2 separate regions of the Mus musculus genome follow, and region 1 is linked to region 2. Evidence: chromatin loops called from intact Hi-C (ENCODE). Cell type or tissue: heart. All regions are shown on one strand. Each heading gives the region's core, and the rest is flanking DNA. Links, peaks and the distances in the headings are about the cores only.

Region 1 (9,326 bases), core at 801-8,800, 200 kb before region 2:
TTAAAAAAAATAACTTAATGAGTATATCTTGGAATTTTAAAAGCTCTTTTTTTTCCTTGACATTGGATAAATAAGAATCATTGCTGTTGGAAACATTGATAAGTGGATGTCAAATCATGCATTTCTTATGAGACAATTTGGTTACTTTGGCAACAAAGCTATACCTTCTTGTTTCTGATGAGCACTGTTTCTTTCATTTCCAGCTGTGGCTTTTGTCACTGTGTCTCCAAGGGACACTAATGCTCAAATGAAAACTAATTAACATTTTAAAGTGTAAAATATACACATTGATTTAGGGGGTATATTTGTTTCCTTAATATTGCGTTCCCTGACACATATAAACACATCCTAGACAGTCATTTGATAACAGAAGAAAACTGTTCCTAAGGTTCTGGTGATGAGTGTGGGCTAGGACAGAACCTTTGGAGACAGTACTGATGTCATGACTCAGGCCCTGGCTGATTGTTTTAGGGGTGCTCAATGCATATTCATCACCCTACTTAGAACAACGGATAGGGTAACATGAACAAATTGTTTATTTCTAGAATTTCTATGTAAATTGTATGTTTAATTACCTATTCCCATAGATTGTGTGTGTGTGTGTGTGTGTGTGTGTGTGTGTGCTTGGCTTAGTTTATTTAGGATATTTTTCCAATACATTGTAGCAAACATCAGACTCTCTGACCTTCCCAGTGCCAATTACTAAGTCATGGGTACCACAAAGTCAAGTGGCTCCTCACAGAAAACTAGCACCAAAAAAATAAAATGACAAAAATGACAGATAAGAGGAAACTTCTCTTCTTGGTATACAGGTCAAATGAATGGCTAAGAATGCACTTGCCTAGAAATATAAAACAAACCTGCAAGAATAAACAGAAACAAAAACCACAGGTGACATGAAATATTTATTGTATGGTTTTATGCACGAGTTTGTACTTCAATGAACTTCACCCCTATTAATAGAACTTTAAGAATGCATGTTTTAGAAGAAAATACCCAAAAGATCAGAGCGTAGAGCAGTGATTGCTGCTGTGGCCCAGGTTCAGATATCTATAGCTGAAGTGGACAACCATGCACAGGACCTTAAACACTTCCAAGCTTCACCTTCTCAAGAGAGACTTTAACTTTCATCTAATTCATGTAAATTTCAGTGTTTGATTTTAGAATTTTCTTTGAACAAAGCTTAAAGCTAACTTTAGGAGAATACAACCAATTAGTCTCCATCTTACCTTAGGTGAATTAATCCTTTTAAAATATCACACTATCAGAACAGCAATTAGGCAAGGGAAGGAAAGAAAAGGCACTCAGATTGGAAGGGAATGAAGATGTCTCTATGATAAGACTACTATCGTGTGGATAGAGAGAAACTTGGGGAACTATTAAACATAGAAGTAATAAGGGACTTCAGCAAAGTTGTAGATGATAAAAACATCACATGAAAAGAATGTTATTTCTGTGCGCTGAAAGGGAATGTGTAAAAACGCAGTTAGGAATGAACTGCTTAGGGATAAAAATAATGAGAAATACAAGACTTACACACCGGAAGCTGCAAAGCCTAACTACAAGAAGTGAAATCTTCAATAAGTGATGTCACAAACTAAAAGGACGGTGTTAGCACTCTACATTGGCCCTAGATCAAGAGCAATTCCTTACAAACTGAGAAGTGGAATCTAAACTTCACACTACACGCAGGGCAACCCAAGAGCCTGAACGGTTACTTCAAGTGAAAAGCTGCAGGAGCCTCATGTGCTACTTCAAGGCTTGCTATTACACCACAGGAGCCAAGACAATAAGCTTCTGACATGAAGACAGACAAAGACAATAATGGAGGAAAACTGAAAGTCTAGAAATAAAATAATTCCTACCTTTTCTGCTCCCAGTGCCAAACTGTTTTAAAGAAGTGAGACTATAATATTTATATTTTATCTATAGACAGGAGGATGGAGCAAGAGACCAGAATCATCAGAAATGCCAATGTGACCTCAACAGAAGCAAGTGTGAAGACTAACGGAATAAAATTCTTAGGGAAAAAAAAACAAAAAACAAACAAACAAACAAACAAAAAAAACAAGACTAAACCACTCATTGTTCTGAACTTGGGAAGAGTCATATGAAATATCAAAAGTATATATTTAAAAAATAAATGAAAATTACACCAAAATCACTAAAACTAAAAACAAAATCAAAAGAAACTATCTAGAAAATGAAGAGAGAATGGGCAAGATAAAAGACTATTTGCAGACAAATTAACTAAACGTGCACTTTTCTGAAGATGCTGCACAAGTGACCACTAGGTCCTTGTGAAGACATTCAGCATTGTTGACCATCAGAGAATTGAAAGTCAGAGCCACTGACTACAGGACATTATAACCCTTGGGTGAGTGAAATCAAAGGAGCAAACAAGACCAACCATCGCTGCAGTCGGGAGCACGGGGCTTCCCATGCACCAGTAGCCCACTAAGGGGCAAGGCTGCTCGGTGAGATTGTGGGCAGCTACTCCCAGCACAGTTTCAACACAGACTCACTGGGTGATCCAGCAATTCCATTCCAAGATGTGTACTCAAGAGAACTCAAATATATATTCACAAATAGAATTGGCAACACGTGTTCCAAATAACATTATTTATTACAAAAAACGCAGAACCAACTGAAAGGTCTGCTAATGGCTTTGTATGTAAATAGAGGGAAAATTACACTGGGTGGAATATTATTAGATCACAAAATGGGTGGACTTCTGCTGGTGTCACATCATGGAGTGAAGGAAAAGCACATTTCCCAGGAATTCAGTAGACAAACGCATGGCCCTAGAAAACTGAGTGGTGCCAACTGGGGTCTAGAAAAGGGTATGAGATTTCAGTGTGTGCCAAAATGCTCTAGAAAAGGAAACTGTGGTTTGGAAGCAATGAAGATATACTAATACTCAACGTGATGTATGCTTTAAGAGATAAATTGTATTTTGTGTAAATTATATCTTGACAAAACTGCTGCTTCAAAAAAAAAAAAAAAACAGTGCTTGTTTGTGTTCGCATGGCTACTTTCTAAAGGAGTAATTTGTATGCAAAATCTAGTTTCTAGTACCCAGCTTAAATTTCACCAGCTTTATTTACTAGAAAATGGAAAATGTAACCAAGATAATAAGAAGAACACTAAATTTAATTAAGCATCGCAGAGGCCTCCCCTTTAAAGAAGCGAAGAAATCAGCAGGATGTGTTTTTATGTGTCAGTGAACGCAATATTAAGGAAACATACCCCCTAAATCAATGTGTATATTTTACACTTTAAAATGTTAATTAGTTTTCATTTGAGCATTAGCATCCCTTGGAGACACAGTGACAAAAGCCACAGGTGGAAATGAAAGGAACAGTGCTCATCAGAAACAAGAAGTTATAGCTTCGTTGCCAAAGTAACCAAATTGCCTCATAAGAAATGTATGATTTGACATTCACTTATCAATGTTTCCAAAATGCAGCTTTTATCTTGCCTTGGTTAGAAATTTCATTTTTCAGGAATGACTTCACAGATTCCTTCCTCTATGCATGTCTTGTTTCTTTCTGTTTCCAAAATAAATTAATCTAGAGGAACTTGGCCCCTGATGTCTCTGTGTAACTCACCGTGGGAAAGGAATTATTGCTTTGCTCCCAGAGACCGTGTTGTATGTCTGCTTCTCAGTCCATGCCTGTCACCCTCATGAACATGGATTCTCCATCCTCGTGAACCTGGATGGTTCTCCTTCCTGTAGCTTCTCTACTCATTGCAAAGGAAAGAAAGCAATGCTTGCCCTTGCTTGTGTTTTCTAGGCCTACAACATTGACTTTATGTCGTTCCTAGGAAATTTTTGGAATACCTATTCCCAGAATTGTGCAAACATCCTAGATCTGTACATTTATTTGCCAGCTAAGATCTTTATTCTGGTACCTTTGTGTAAGTGAGCTCTTCCAGGTTAAAATAGGGACGTTGAAATCTCAGATTCTCAACCTCTTTTGAAGACTATCTTTGGACTACAAAAGGTTCTAGAACAAAATATAGATGCTAGGTAGAGAGTGATGTAGGCATTCATATCGATACAGACAGATACATAAGTAAAGAGAACATGTCAAGGGCTCCTGGCAGGTAACACGCTTTGACTCCTCTTTCCAAGCAGGCACACCCTTTTAAAAGTGTGATACAGCCTCATTCTAGTTACACAGTCTATCCTTCAAAGTAGAGATGGCATTTGGTTCAGCTAGCCTCCAGGCAAACAATTCTTTGTGATTTGTTCCGTCAGTAGCTTAAGCTGTAGTACTGCAAAGAAAATCCCCCCTTTCTCATTGCCTTTGTGTAGCCAGCTATAGAATGGTTTTGAATTTCTCTCTCCCTGAAAAAGTCCAGCATACCAGAGATTGGTTGTCTTTAGAGGGATTTCAAAGATTATTTCAACAGTGTCATCTATCTCTGAGGCACTAATAAAGTAAGTTGGAGTATATGTTTGTTTAGACACTGGAATGTTGTCTACACTATTGGTTCTCCTTGGAGTGCTAGTGTGCCCCTGGTGGTCATTTCATACTATTGCAACATGAGCATAGGTCAGTTTATCTGAGACAGCAGCCATTGTATCCCAGTGTTAATCCCAGTTGGCATCACTACAAATCATCTTCCCTACATTGTGCCTGCAGAAGCTCCAGCAAGCATTCTGGGTAAGGATGACTACATCCAGTAGCTGGGCTTGCCTCCGGCCAGCATCAGCACAGAACAACTTGTTTGTAAACTCTGGGGGTGTTGATGCAATGCTAACAGAGTTAGACTGCTGTTGTTCAGAATGACTTACAGATGAGGATGTCATGCCGCGCTTCATTGGCTGCTTACATTCAGGCAGGTTTCCATGTCGGTCTCCTTACCTGGTTTCCAGAGAACTAAACCTATCCAGTAGAACCGAAAGCAGTCTAAATTCACTACTGAGACAAGAAAGCTTCCTGAGTTGAAACTCGAACATCAAGTGGTTTCCAGACTGAACAATCTATGGGGTGAAATTACCTTTCCAACAGGTTTAATCATTCTCATGGTCAGTACACAATAAATATCCTAAAACATTCGGCAACAATGTCTCAGCTCTCGTAATAACCCCCACAAGAGAAAATCAGCTCCAGTTTCGAAAACACTAATCCAAGTACCAATGAATATCCTACATAATAATTTTAAAGAAGTGGTTCTCATATACAGCAGTATACTAAGATTAAAGGGTTTCATACATTTTTTTTCTTTTATTAAAAAGGACACCTGCTGTTAAAATTGTACTTATTTGGTGTCTAAGAAACAAATAGTTATGAAAGAAGTAATTAAAGGAGTTCTCAACACCAGCTTCCTTTCAGAAAATCATTTCCTCCAGCAAAGAATCAGACTCCATTTATGTTTCCATTCTAGCTGAATACATGAGAATAATCCTTGAAAATGATATTAACTCAGAGCCCTAGAATATGTAAGTTTGCTTCCAAATGTCCTGCTGTTCACTGGCCCCTGTTTATTCAAGGGAAAATCGTGCTCTGTTTGTTTATGATAGTTAAGTAGATTTTGACATGTCTCCAATGTGTACTGGGAACTTACTGACTTGGTCATTGTCTTGGGTTTTCTTTGGAAGGATGAAGACTTGTTTCAACATCATAGAAATATGTAATTATCAGCCAAAAACCAGAGGACAGTTACAAATTATAAATAACCTAAAAATCTTAGTGGATAATTGCAACCCCACTGTCCTTGAAGCAATAGGACCTTTTCCTTATACCATTAATGGGACAATGACTTATAATGATGTCACGGGACAACAAACACATATTTGAAATTAATCAGAAATACATTTATGTCTTAACCATATGGGAACTTCCATGTATTCTTAAAGAAAACTAAATACTTAAAATCTATGTTAGACTAAAGTAACATCAATGATTTTTATTAAAAAGAAATACTTTTAAATGTTAAATATGAAAGTATTGGCAATAGATTATACCTTCACCAAGAATATTGATAGTTAAGCCATCAAATTAGTCTCAGAGGCTTGATGACAATGACCTAAGTCTATCCCTGATTTCTACTATATAATAATGAATATTTCGGCTAAACTAGAAACTCAAGTGTAATATTTAGCAATGATAAATGTAAGATACTTGGTTTCAATGATTGCTATTATATTAATGGTATGCACCTCAGAAAACAACTTGTTCATATTAGTTATTCTTTTAAAAATGTTTTATTTGCGTGTATGTGTTGGATCAATATATGTGTACAGTGTCCACAGAGATCAGAAAGACAGTCTGAACTCCCTGAAGCTGGCATAATGTGCACTTGAGAACTACAATGTGGGTGCTGGGAACCAAATCCAAATCCTTACGGGGGGAGACCTTGACCACTAACACTCTTTCCTGTGTGTTTATACTTATTTTTAAGTACTCAATATCCTGCTCTCAGTGTGGTCATTTCCAGGCCTTTGAATTGCCCAAGTGAGAACACAAAAGAAGATGTGCTATCATTTAAAATTACGATGTCATTTCATGTTGGATGTCTAACTTGAAATGCACAACGGGATGAAGAAAGGGAAGCCAACCATCATTCCTGGGAAAGTTATTTTTCTCTCCGACATGACAGCAGTGTAGAGGTGGGCATGCTCAGTAATCAAGGACTGGCATTCATGTGTAATATGGCAAAATTTATCAATGGCCTTCAATGAGTTGTGTATCTGAACTATTTCAGCGTGCAGAGGCCCACAGTTGCAATGTTATTGTACAGAAGTGGGCTATGTGCCTATAGCTTGTTCATACTATAAACAGCTATTGCTAATGATAGCTGCCAATTGAGTAGGAGTAATGCTAGCTTTCAAAATAAACTGGCCTCAAAGATACTGAATTGTATCTCTATGTATTATATATCTCTATGTACAATAATAGTATCTAATATGAAAAAGTGGGATAGAAGGAAATGCAAGGGAGAAATGATATAATTATACTGTAATCTCTAAAAATGAAAAAATAATTGAAACAAATAAGGAGATGAATAAGGGCTGGAGAGAGAGTTCAGTGAGCACCTGTTCTTGCAAAGAAGCTTGGTTCATCTCCCAGAGCCCACAGGATGGCTCACAACTAGACACAATTCCATTTTCAGGGCATCAGATGCCATCTTTTGGCGTCCATGGCCTCAAGGCATGGGGTATACTTATGCGCATGCATGCAAAACATTCATTCAAATAAAACAAATAACTCCTTAAAATAAATGAATGTAGTAGGCACTCTGACATTTTCAGAAGATAGCATCACATAGCAAACTCTCTGTTTCTCCGGTGCTTACAGTCTGTGTCTGGGTCCTCTTCCACATGAGCCTTAAGACAAGAGGTGAGTTGTAGATGCATCATTTGGGACTAAGCCCCACAACTCTACATATTGATCTACTGTGGTCTTGTGTAATGGTCTCTACCTTATGTACAATGAAGTTTCCGTAATGAGGATGAGAAGAACTTTATCTGTGCATAAAGGGACAATTATTTAAAATATAGTTAGAGAATATCATAGTTTTGTTACATGGTGGTTGTAGGTTCTTCACTAAGACCTATGAGTTCACTATCTTGAAGTAGCTACATTGAGGAAAACGAAACATGTTTTTAAATCTTGTTAAGAAAGCCTAAACCTTCCTAATATGGTGGTGTATACTTTTAATCCTCCTATTTAGGAGGCAGAGGCAGAGGCAGAGGCAGAGGCAGAGGCAGAGGCAGAGGCAGAGGCAGAGGCAGAGGCAGAGGCAGAGGCAGAGGCAGAGGCAGAGGCAGAGGCAGAGGCCAGAGGCAGAGGCACAGGTAGGTGGTCTCTGTGAGTTCAAAGCAACCCTGGTTTACAGAGTGAGTTCCGGGAAAGTCAGGACTCTAAAAAGAGAAAAAAAGGAGAAACAGAAGAGGGAGGAGGAAGAAGAGAAGGAGCAAGAGGAGGAGGAAGAAGAGAAGGAGCAAGAGGAGGAGGAAGAAGAGAAGGAGGAGGAGGAAGAAGAGGAGGAGGAAGAGGATGAGGAGGAGGAGGAGGAGGAGGAAGAGGAGGAGGAGGAGGAAGAGGAGGCCTTAATGTCACAGACATGACCGCCAAAACACAACCGAAAAAAGAACAACATCTAGGGTATGATTAAGTGGAAGAGAAAAACTTACAAGATATCATTCCTAGACGAAGAACTACAGATAGCAAAAGAAAGTCCAGAGTAGAAAAATAGCATCCCACAGAGCTAAACAAAGAATTCTCACCTGAGGAATATCAAATGGCTGAGAAGCACCTGAAAAAATGTTCAACATCCTTAATGATCAGGGAAGTACAAATCAAAATGACCCTGAGATTCCACCTCACATCAGTCAGAATTGCTAAGATCAAAAATTCAGGTGACAGCAGATGCTGGCAAGGATGTGGAGAAAGAGGAACACTCCTCCATTGTTGGTGGGGTTGCAAGCTTGTACACCACTCTGGAAGTCAATCTGGTGGTTCCTCAGAAAATTGGACATAGTACAACCGGAGGATCCAGCAATACCTCTCCTGGGCATATATCCAGAAGATGTCCCAACCGGTAAGAAGGACACATGCTCCACTATGTTCATAGCAGCCTTATTTATAATAGCCAGAAGCTGGAAAGAACCCAGATGTAGCTCAACAGAGGAATGGATACAGAAAATGTGATACATTTACACAATGGAGTACTACTCAGCTATTAAAAACAATGAATTTATGAAATTCCTAGGCAAATGTATGGAATTGGAGGGTATCATCCTGAGTTCACAAAAGAACTCACATGATATGCACTCACTAATAAGTGGATATTAGCCCAAGATACAATTTGCAAAACACATTGAAGAAGGAAGACCAAAGTGTGGATACTTTGCCCCTTCTTAAAATACCCATGGAAGGAGTTACAGAGACAAAGTTTGGAGCTGAGACGAAAGGATGGACCATCCAGAGACTGCCCCACCCAGGGATCTATCCCATAATCAGCTTCCAAATACAGGCACTATTGCATATGCCAGCAACATTTTGCTGAAAGGACCCTGATAGAGCTGTTTCTCCTGAGGCTCTGCCAGTGCCTGGCAAACACAGAAGTGGATGCTAACAGTCACCTATTGGATGGAACACAGGGCCCCTAATGGAGGAGCTAGAGAAAGTAACCAAGGAGCTGAAGGGGTCTGCAATCCTATAGGTGGAACAACAATATTAACTAATCAGTACCCCCCCCCCCCCCGGAGCTCGTGTCTCTAGCTGCATATGTAGCAGACAATGGCCTAGTGGGACATAATTGGGAAGAGAGGCCACTTTGTCTTGCAAACTTATATGCCCCAGTACAGG
Region 2 (9,326 bases), core at 634-8,633:
GCACACATATGAAGAATTCACATATGTACATACTTGAAGCTAAAATAAGGACTTAGAGCACCAGATCACCAGAATATGGGGGGCGGGGAAGGAATCCTAGTTTCACCATAGATCTTGACATAGCTAATTGACAAATTTGCATAAAAAGACAGAGACATTTTAATGCATTCTTAATGTTCAACTGTGCCCCAACTCCAGACATACCTGAGAGAGATAAAGTACATGTTAAAAATGGTTGGTTTTAAATTTTGTCCCAGTCAGTGGAAATAGGACTTTGCTCCAGCTTCTACCCTATGGGTAGCAATCTATTGTAAACTTTGTTTGGCTAACCCAATATTCCAGGTTTTGGACTAAGCTAATGCTCTAGTAGACCCAGTACACAGAAAGAAACCAATGTATGTGCTTTATAGAACCATATAAATACAATAAAAATGAGTCAGGAAATGTAGAGATGTGTTATTAAGTGGTAGTGGTAGAGGGTGACCAATTCCCAGGAAGCTAAAATCAAAATTCAAGGTATTTGGGGAATGGTGTTGCAACTCAATATAAATTCAGCACACATAACTTTGTAAGAATATATAGATGGATGTATTGGCCAACAACACATATAAGAGGGTTAAAGATTAGGTCTTGTATGTTGTACATCCAACAAATGCTGGAGACTTAATTATGTAGAACAATGGACCAAACTAGAGATTGGTTGACCAACTGTCAAACCAGCACTCCTGGATTTCAGCTTTTGTCTCAACAACTGTTAGCTGAGTCACTCATGGGCCTGATATTTAAAAAATAGTTGTCGTCTTTTATCTATCAAATATCAAAACTTTGGTAGTGCTTTCTCTCTCTCTCTCTCTCTCTCTCTCTCTCTCTCTCTCTCTCTCTCTCTTTGAACTTGTGTTTATGTGTGTATGTAGGTGTCTTTGACCACATATGGAGATCAGAGGACAGCTTGGGAGAATTGGTTTTCTCCTACAAAGAGGTGGGTCCCCAGATATAGCTGTCTCTTGTGAGACTATGCCGGGGCCTAGCATACACAGAAGTGGATGCTCACAGTCAGCTATTGGATGGATCACAGGGCCCCCAATGGAGGAGCTAGAGAAAGTACCCAAGGAGCTAAAGGGATCTGCAACCCTATAGGTGGAACAACATTATGAACTAACCAATACCCCGGAGCTCTTGACTCTAGCTGCATATGTATCAAAAGATGGCCTAGTCGGCCATCACTGGAAAGAGAGGCCCATTGGACACGCAAACTGTATATGCCTCAGTACAGGGGAACGCCAGGGCCAAAAAAAAAAATGGGAATGAGTGGGTAGGGAAGTGGGGGGGGGGGAGGGTATGGGGGACTTTTGGGATAGCATTGAAAATGTAATTGAGGAAAATATGTAATAAAAATAAATAAATAAATAAATAAATAAATAAAAGTAAAAAAAAAAAAAAAAAAAAAAAGAGGTGGGTCCCAGCAATCAAACTCAGGTTCTTAGGTCTGGCACCAAGCATTTTAACCAGCTGAGCCATATGGCCTGCTTAAGTATTGAGTATGAATAGGTGATGGGCACAGAATTCCTATAGACTTGAAGCATTACACAAAGTTACATTAGATAAAAGAGAAAAGAACCATGTTAAGCTACAAAGTTACTCTGACCTAAGAAATAGTACAATTTAAGATCTCAAAAAGACTACATGTAAGAAACCCTACAATAACAGTCTCTGGATTCCCATAGTTATAAGGGTGAGATGCTTCATTGTTGGGGATAATGGGTGAATGTGTGTGTGCGTGCATGAGTGGGTGTGAGTGTTTGAGTGTATGTGTAAAGGTATGCATGTGTTGCTAGAGACATAGTGCCCTGGGCACAGCAGACAAGCACTGTACAGATAATCTGCACCCCAGCACAAACAGTTGCTATAATCTGCTATAAAGCTCTTTGAGAAGTGTAGCACCAGGAAGAAATGGGAATTGCTGAGTGTTGCGGGAGTAGTGAGCAGATAAGACTGTTCCTACCCAAGCTCCTGATGCTCTAAGCTTAGGATCTTCCCAGGACACAGAAGAAGAAAAAACAAGCACGGCTATTGTGAAGCCTTTTGGCTAGATGTCAGGAAACACTGCGTGTACCACAGGAATCCTGAAATATTAGAATGGATCGCTGAGAAGGGCTCAAGAGTCAGCTCCTTTGGAAATCTTCCAAATCGGAGAGTCTATCTAATCTGCCGGCATGGGTTTAAAATCAAGGCTGCATGAAGATTGATGGTGCAGACTCTCCCTCTGAAGGCACTTCCTAGATTTATATATTACCTAGAGCCCCCCCTCTGGCAGTTAGAAGAGCTTCTCTCTACCCTGAAAAGGGCAACATTGTTCTACAATTGTGAGCTTGGAGTAAAAGTTTAATAATGTTGAGATGAAATATAATGTTCTTATTACATCGCAGTTATTTTCACTAAGCAAGCTACTTGCAAACATGGCTCAACTGGAATCTGGAGCCTGAACAGCAGTTCTTTTAAATTCCTACCATTTCTCAAGCAAACCACTGGATGTGTAAGCAAGGCAAAGGATGACTCAGGGTTTAAGATAGGAAAACCACCACACAGACTCTACCCTATACTGCATAATGAAATGTAAATGTTGCCAAGAGCTAGGGAGAGAGGGAGAGTGTGTTTATTTAATAACACCATATTTCCTAAGTGGTTATTCCAACAGCAATAGTAAATGCAATGTACTTTAGCGCTGAGTAAAGTTTATTTTGGAAAAAAACAAAACAAAACGCTTTGCCCCCAAATAAAAGCCCTTCAGTTATCTCACAATTCATTCTTTTCCTCCCCAACGTGCCTTTGACTCCATGGGACCGTGATCCTGTCCACCAGCATCGTAGGAAGGACACCCACCGGGCTTGAGATAAAGTCCTCAGCTCCTCCTCCATCCTGCTAGAGGTGATTTCAGTGGGGTGGATATATTTCAGGGACTCAGAGCTGTTAACAGTCTGTGATTTTTTTTTTAAACAATGGGGAAGACAAAAAGTATACAAGCAAAGCCCTCTGCAGTTAACTCCTGGACAATGAGTACAGCCACTGAGAATAGTCTCCTGCAAAGTAATTGGTGACTACAGAAATGATTTACAATAGCCATCTGCCCCATAGCCAGGCGCCCGGACGGTGCCGAGGGTCAAGGCAAGTCTCCTGAGAGTCTCAGAATCTACTAAAGAATACCGATGCAATTTAAAAATACTTTGCTGTTTTCTTCTTGAAGATATCTTATCTTCTGAAATCATGTTGGGAAATATGTGTGTTTAAAAGATGCAGTTTTAAAATGGCCAGATTAGAGGAGAAAAAAAACGAGTTCCTAGAAGGGAGCCCAACTCTAAACGTTTTAAAAGTTGAATTTCCTGAGATGTGGTGAGTTAAAAAGGTGAAGCTGATCCTTATCAATTAATTAGAAAGAATGAAATAACAGTAGACAAAGGGAATGGTGGTTAAGAAACTTAAGGAGTTGCAGGAGCACTGCCTTTCTAGTCATTGATTAACAAATTAGGGAGTGCTCAAGTCGGGTGGGCGAAATCCCAGAGACTGAAGAGTAAGTATTCTTATAATTCACTACACTTTCTCAAGCTTACTAGATCCAGGGAACGGAACGCCTAGCTGTGAATTGGGGAGAGGGTGCGGAAGGGGGAAGGGGGCTCCTTCTACATAAAGCACCACGCTGTTTATGATACATAAGCGTGGTTTGTTTTCCTTTTAGTAATACCCAAATTGATAGAAATATAAGTAAAGACCCTCACCCCAGCGTTTCGAAGCCGATCGTCATAAAGCATTAATTCCACAACGTATTAAAAACTAAGATGTTTTACGATATTTGCAAGTGTTTTCCTTTAGTCCACCAGTTCTTTGGAAAAACAGTGTCTGGTGGAGATCTAGCGATCTGAGGTCACATAGGACGACTTCAGCTACCCGGTTTGAGCAGCCCGCGCCCTCACAGCATCCCTAGTCTCCCCTTGGCCTCTTTCAGCTCGGCTCCCTAGCAGCCAAAGGATTATCTGTCCCCGACACGTTTCATTCACAGAGCCCCAAAGAAGCTAGGAGTCGGTTGGCGCTAAGAGCTGGAAAACACACACCCAGGCTGCTCTGCAAGTTGCTGCTCCGGCAGAGGGTGGGGGCTCGAGAGCTCGGGAGGAAGGAATGCTTGTGACCAGGAGAGCCGGAGAACCTGAAGTGCAGACCCCGGAGACGAACGCCCCCATCGGGTCACTTGCTTAAGTTGGCTCCGCGTGCACCAGCCGGCCAGAGCGGGAGGCCATGCTCGGGACCCGGCGCCACGCCGGGTGGCCCGGTTGTCTCCTCAGCCCGAGTGACCAACCGCAGTCCGGGAAGCACTGGGGCACCCTAATGGGAAAGTCCGCCCCAAATCTGAAGCAGACAGAGTACTAAGACACCTCCTCCAACTGCCTCGGGACTCCAACGTGCAGATCCTAGAGACCCGAGCAATGGGTCCCCTTAGTGGCCCGTCCCCAGCCCAGGAGCCGGGCGCCCAGTCCCTGGAAAGGACCTGGAGAGCAGAGAGCTTGAGTAGGGGAATCTCCGCGTCTCTCCACCGCCCCCGCCGGCGCGAAGGCGGGAGTGGAGAAGGCGCCACTCAGACGGTGGCGCTGAGCAAACTGCGGCCGCAGTTCTCCCAAGTTTGCCCCAGCGAGGGGGATGCTATGGGCGCCCGGCTCCGCTTTCTGCCTCCGCTAGCCGTCCTCACTCCACCGTCCTTTGCTCCAGCGGCCGGGCCAGGCTCTAGGCCAGCCACGGAGGTAGCAGGGCGCGGGAGCAAATGCAGGGAGAGAGGGGCGAGGGACGAGGGTGCTCCCGCGTGTGCACACAATGAGGCGGCGGGCACGCACACCTTCCTCCCGCCCGAAAAACGGGATCAGCCTCCGCCGCCTGGATGCAGGGACGCGGGGTCCCTGGGAGGTACCCGCAGAAAGTGAGCACCAACTGAGCAACAGGGGGTAGGGAGAGGGCGCCCCGCCGCCTCTCGGGGCTGCAGCGGGCCCGGGGCCCACGCTTACCTGCGATCTCCTGGTAGGGGATGTCCGCCAGGCTGAATCCCTTGGCACCGTAAGCCTGACGGACCTCGCTGCAGCTCCGAGCCTTCACGTCCGCCGCGGCCGGGAGGGTCAGCAGCAGCCCGGAGAGAGGAAGAATCACAGCCCGGATCCAAGAAGGCATGGTGCAACATGCAAGTCCACCTCGGCAGCCCCCAGCTCCCTGTGCGCTCTTCACCTTGCCCCTCGAGCCGAAAGCCCGCCAGAGCCTGCGGCGCGCTCCTTAGCCGCTGCCCAGCGTCACCCCCTTCCGCCAGCCGAGGGGACGAGCCGCGCAGACCTCTGGACTGCACTCAGCAAACTTTTATAAGCCAGATGGAGGATGGCAAGCCAACCAGGGCTGCCTTGGGAAGGCTGCCGGCTCCGCTAGCCACTCCGGTAGAAAATCGTTGGAGAAAGAGGAGAAAAGAGGAAAAGGCAAAGAAATGTCTTTTTTTTTTTTTAAACACCACAGTAGGGGTGTTCAGCCCTGCGGTCCGAGTTCCGAGCCGCAGAGTCGTGGAGCGCTGCGAGCTCGCCTATCCAGTGTGCGCGACGAAGGTGGGACCGCGCGCCGGCTCCCCCCACCCCGAGGGAGATGGACAGGCCGGCGCGAGTGTGAGCGCGCGTGTTTGTGGGTGTGAACGCGGGGCTCTCGGGGAGGTGTGTGCGTGGAGGTATGTGATGGAGATGTACGGGATCGAGGGGAAACCTCAGCTTCACATAGACTGAGGGAGCCAGTGAGAGTCTTCTTGAAATGGGAAGAGAGAAAATCCTGGAGACTGACACAGGAGGCAAGAGGGAAGGAGAAAGGAGGGGAGGGAGAGAGGGAGAAACGTGCTACCCAGTGCACAGCCGAAATTCAGAGGCAGAGTCGGCCGCAAAACCTGGAATGGATCGCGAGCCACTAGGCAGGAGGGGAAAGATTACCAGCAAAAGGTCCCTATTTTCTCAATCACTTTATGGCCTCCACACACTTCCGAGATGTTCCCTTTCCTGATATAAACAAACCACCAAAAAAGACAAAGTGTTTGAGGAGAGTAAATGTTATCACGCTATATTTTTCTGGAGATAAAGAATATTGCATTTCCAATTGTTGCTCTTGCCCCAGTGTACCTAACACAAAGCCAGGGAAGAAATGAGCAGAAAAGAAACCTAGGAACGGGGCCAAAGCCACCTCTCTAGGTGGTAGCTGCTTTCGGCTCATCTTAATGTTTTGTTTTGTTTTGTTTTTTCCTAAGAACAGATAGAGGGCCATAGGTCTTTACTCCTCTCCTGTCGGCTCTCTCTCTCTCTCTCTCTCTCTCTCTCTCACACACACACACACACACACACATACACACAAAGAGGGAAGGAGAGAGAGAGAGAGAGAGAGAGAGAGAGAGAGAGAGAGAGAGAGAGAGAGGTTCCACCTACAAAACACTGGATTCTTAAATCACTAGGCTTAGGGCATGTGAAGATAAAACAATGGCTGCTGGCCATGCAAGAAACAGGACCCCAGGAGGGACAAGGTGTTGTAATCTTCTCTCATCAGATTCTCTCAAACACTATAACCTTAACATTTTCTCCCAAGTTCTCAGAAGTCTGTGAAATGGGATGCAAGTGAAAATTCGGGTTTAACCAACTTCCTGAGCCTTTCTTCACGCTAATGAGCACAGAGATCAAATATACTTAAGTCTGCCCTGAAACCCACAGCTCCTGAAACTAACCAATCAGAAAAAGAAGAAAAGAAATGCTATCCAGTAGTGAGGCCTTGTGGACACTGGTCTCCCAGTTCCTGAGAAGTCAGTACAGGGTCAGGCCTAGTTCTGTAGTACTGAAGTATAAATCTGCAGGATGCTGGTTTCCTGATGACTGGTGACCAGAGCGACTCCTGGAGCCTAAATCCTTGCATTTGCCTCTATCCTAGGCACCTTCGTTACTGTCGGAATTGTTCAGCACATCTTCTTTTCCAAGAACTCCTCTTTAGCCCGTCATCCTCCTTATAGAGTGATAGAGTGCTTGCTTGTCGCATCTTCAAAAGTTCATACAAAATGCTAGCGCTCAGGGAACAGAAAGAAGTCTAGTCTAGTTGAGGAGCTTTAAGCCATTTGCAGTCAGTCTCCAAGGAGGTAGTCAGGGGGCTGAAGGGATAGATGGCTCAGCAGTTAAGATCACATGTTGTTCTTGAGAGGACAAGAGTTTGATTCTCAGCTCCCCAACAATATGGCTCACAAACAAACTCCTGTAATTCCAGTTCCAGAGATATCTGACCCCTCTGGCCTCTGGAAACACATACACACACACACACACACACACACACACACACACACACACACACACGCACACACACACACTTTCAAGAAGGTAGATAGCAATTCTGAGCACACACCAAAGGTTGTGTACACTGGCAAACACATATGCATCAAAAAGGCCATTGAGTGAGGTGGGTCATGATGATTACCTGAAGTTTGGCTAATCCTCTTATATTTGACGAGCACTCCATACTCCTATAAGTCAGTAGCTGTTGCCACTGTAGACTTGTAAGAAGGCTAACACACAGAATATTACCAGATTCAGCAAGCATAAAGAGATGAGCTTAATTCTACTGGAAGGGTCAACAAGTTTGGGGCTGTTTTGTGAACTTTAGTCAGAGCAAGGACTTAGGTCATTTGCCTAGCCCACATATTGTGTAATACGGCATTGTTCGAAGTGGTGTTAAAGGAATGAGGCCAGGATTCTACCTGAGGCCACAGCTTGATGAGGCATGGCAATGGGAAGGGGATGTGATAGAAATCCGTTGAGAATAAGAGAGTATCTATGACTTAGGTAAACCTGTTGACCAAGGTCTTGAATGACAGCTGCCACGTCTATACCAGGCAGAGTAAGGAAAAGGAAGATGGAAGAATATTATTCAGAGGAAGCAAACAGAGAAAGGAGATTTAGTAGGCGGCTAGAAGGTACACTGGAATCATTGTGCCAGTTTTAGGTATTTGAGGCTTAAGCTAGAGAGATGGGAAATGGGAAGAATGTGTGTGAAGATAAGCTTTGAAGACTGGATTTGTATGATATAATGTTTGGTTCAATAGACAAAAAAAAAAAAAAAAAAAAAAAAAGATTATTGAAATGCCGGCATCGGGTCTTGTTGGAAACGCAGATTATGGCCACTAAGACTCCTGTTTCCGATCCATTTTCTAAGCCCAGATGTTTTTTAGAATCCTTGGGGTCAAAATATAAACAGAACTTTAGAGACTTTGAGTCTTAGTGAGACAACTTGGTCTTCAGCAACCAGGGGTGGCAGGCCAATCAGGCATCCTCCGTCAATCACCCTGAGAAATGTGTTTGCGAAACATGTCCAGCCCAAGGAAAGAATCTCTTTTGACCTAAGTCACTGCAGGCCATCCTTCTTCTGTCCAATTAAATACTGTAGAGCGGGGGTGGAGGAACCATTTCTGACTAAAGTGATTTAAGATGAGATTTCTGAGAAATATTTTCCTGATTGAAAAGCAAGATAAATATAGGAAGATGGCTCACTATTTGAGAGAGCTTACTGAATTTTCAGAGATCCAAGCTTAGTTTCAGCACTCATATCAGATGAACCAGTGAATCACAACCACCTGGAACTCTAGCTCCATGGAATCCAGGCCCCCCCCCCCCCTTTAAGCATGTACACACACACACACACACACACACACACAAAACATGCTGGATAGTTTTATGTTAACTTGACACAGGCTAATCATCTGAGTGGAATGAACTTCAAATGAGAAAATGCTTCCATAAGATGGGGCTGTAGGCAAGCCTGTAGGGCCTTTTCATTGTTACTGGTTGATAGGAGAGGGTCCAGACCATTGTGGATGGTGCCATAGCCAGGCTCTTGGTCCTGGGTTCATTAAGAAAGACTGTTGAGCAAGTCTTAGGAAGCAAGCCAGGGAACAAAACCGTTCCTTGTCCACGGCATCATCTTCGGCCTCCAGGTTCCTGTCCTGTTTCAGTTCCTGTCCCATATGCTTTCAGGAATGAAAAAACTTCCTCCCCAAGTTGCTTTTAGTCACAGCGTTACAGTGTTTCATCACGGTAATAGTAACACTAATGTGTGTGTGTATATGTGTGTGTGTGTGTGTGTGTGTGTGTGTGTGTGTGTGTGTGTGTGTCTTTTCCCTCACCTCTTGCCTCCTTAGAGTTAGGTGGTTGAAATGTGAACGGGAAGCACAGCCTTGCTCACAGAGGTAACAGAGAAGAAGGGCGGAGATGCTCAAAGCTCCTGCTTTTCAATCTGAGTCACCAATC

Evidence for each region. Peaks named below come from ENCODE experiments on the same cell type or tissue, not always from the same donor. Only the 100,000 strongest peaks of a DNase experiment are listed, where the experiment ranks them.
Region 1: a loop joins it to region 2, with 3 times the contacts of the local background. A loop is called at or near these places in 4 of 42 quality-filtered maps.

What each region holds. Positions count from the first base shown.
Region 1 is chr14:117,126,745-117,136,070 of GRCm38, reverse strand. The region is part of intron 1 of Gpc6 (glypican 6); the gene reads right to left. Gm52112 (a long non-coding RNA gene) reads right to left here and starts at 7,756. Exons shown (of 2, transcript XR_003951116.1): 1 at 1-7,756. In heart, for the core only: a CTCF peak has its summit at 4,537; no DNase peak of the experiment used is centred there.
Region 2 is chr14:116,921,812-116,931,137 of GRCm38, reverse strand. It overlaps Gpc6 (glypican 6), which reads right to left and starts at 5,841. Exons shown (of 9, transcript NM_011821.3): 1 at 5,043-5,841. The coding sequence starts at 5,202. In heart, for the core only: a CTCF peak has its summit at 4,589; DNase peaks (open chromatin) are centred at 4,307, 4,907, 5,297 and 5,787; H3K4me3 peaks cover 3,924 bases; H3K27ac peaks cover 3,105 bases; H3K27me3 peaks cover 494 bases.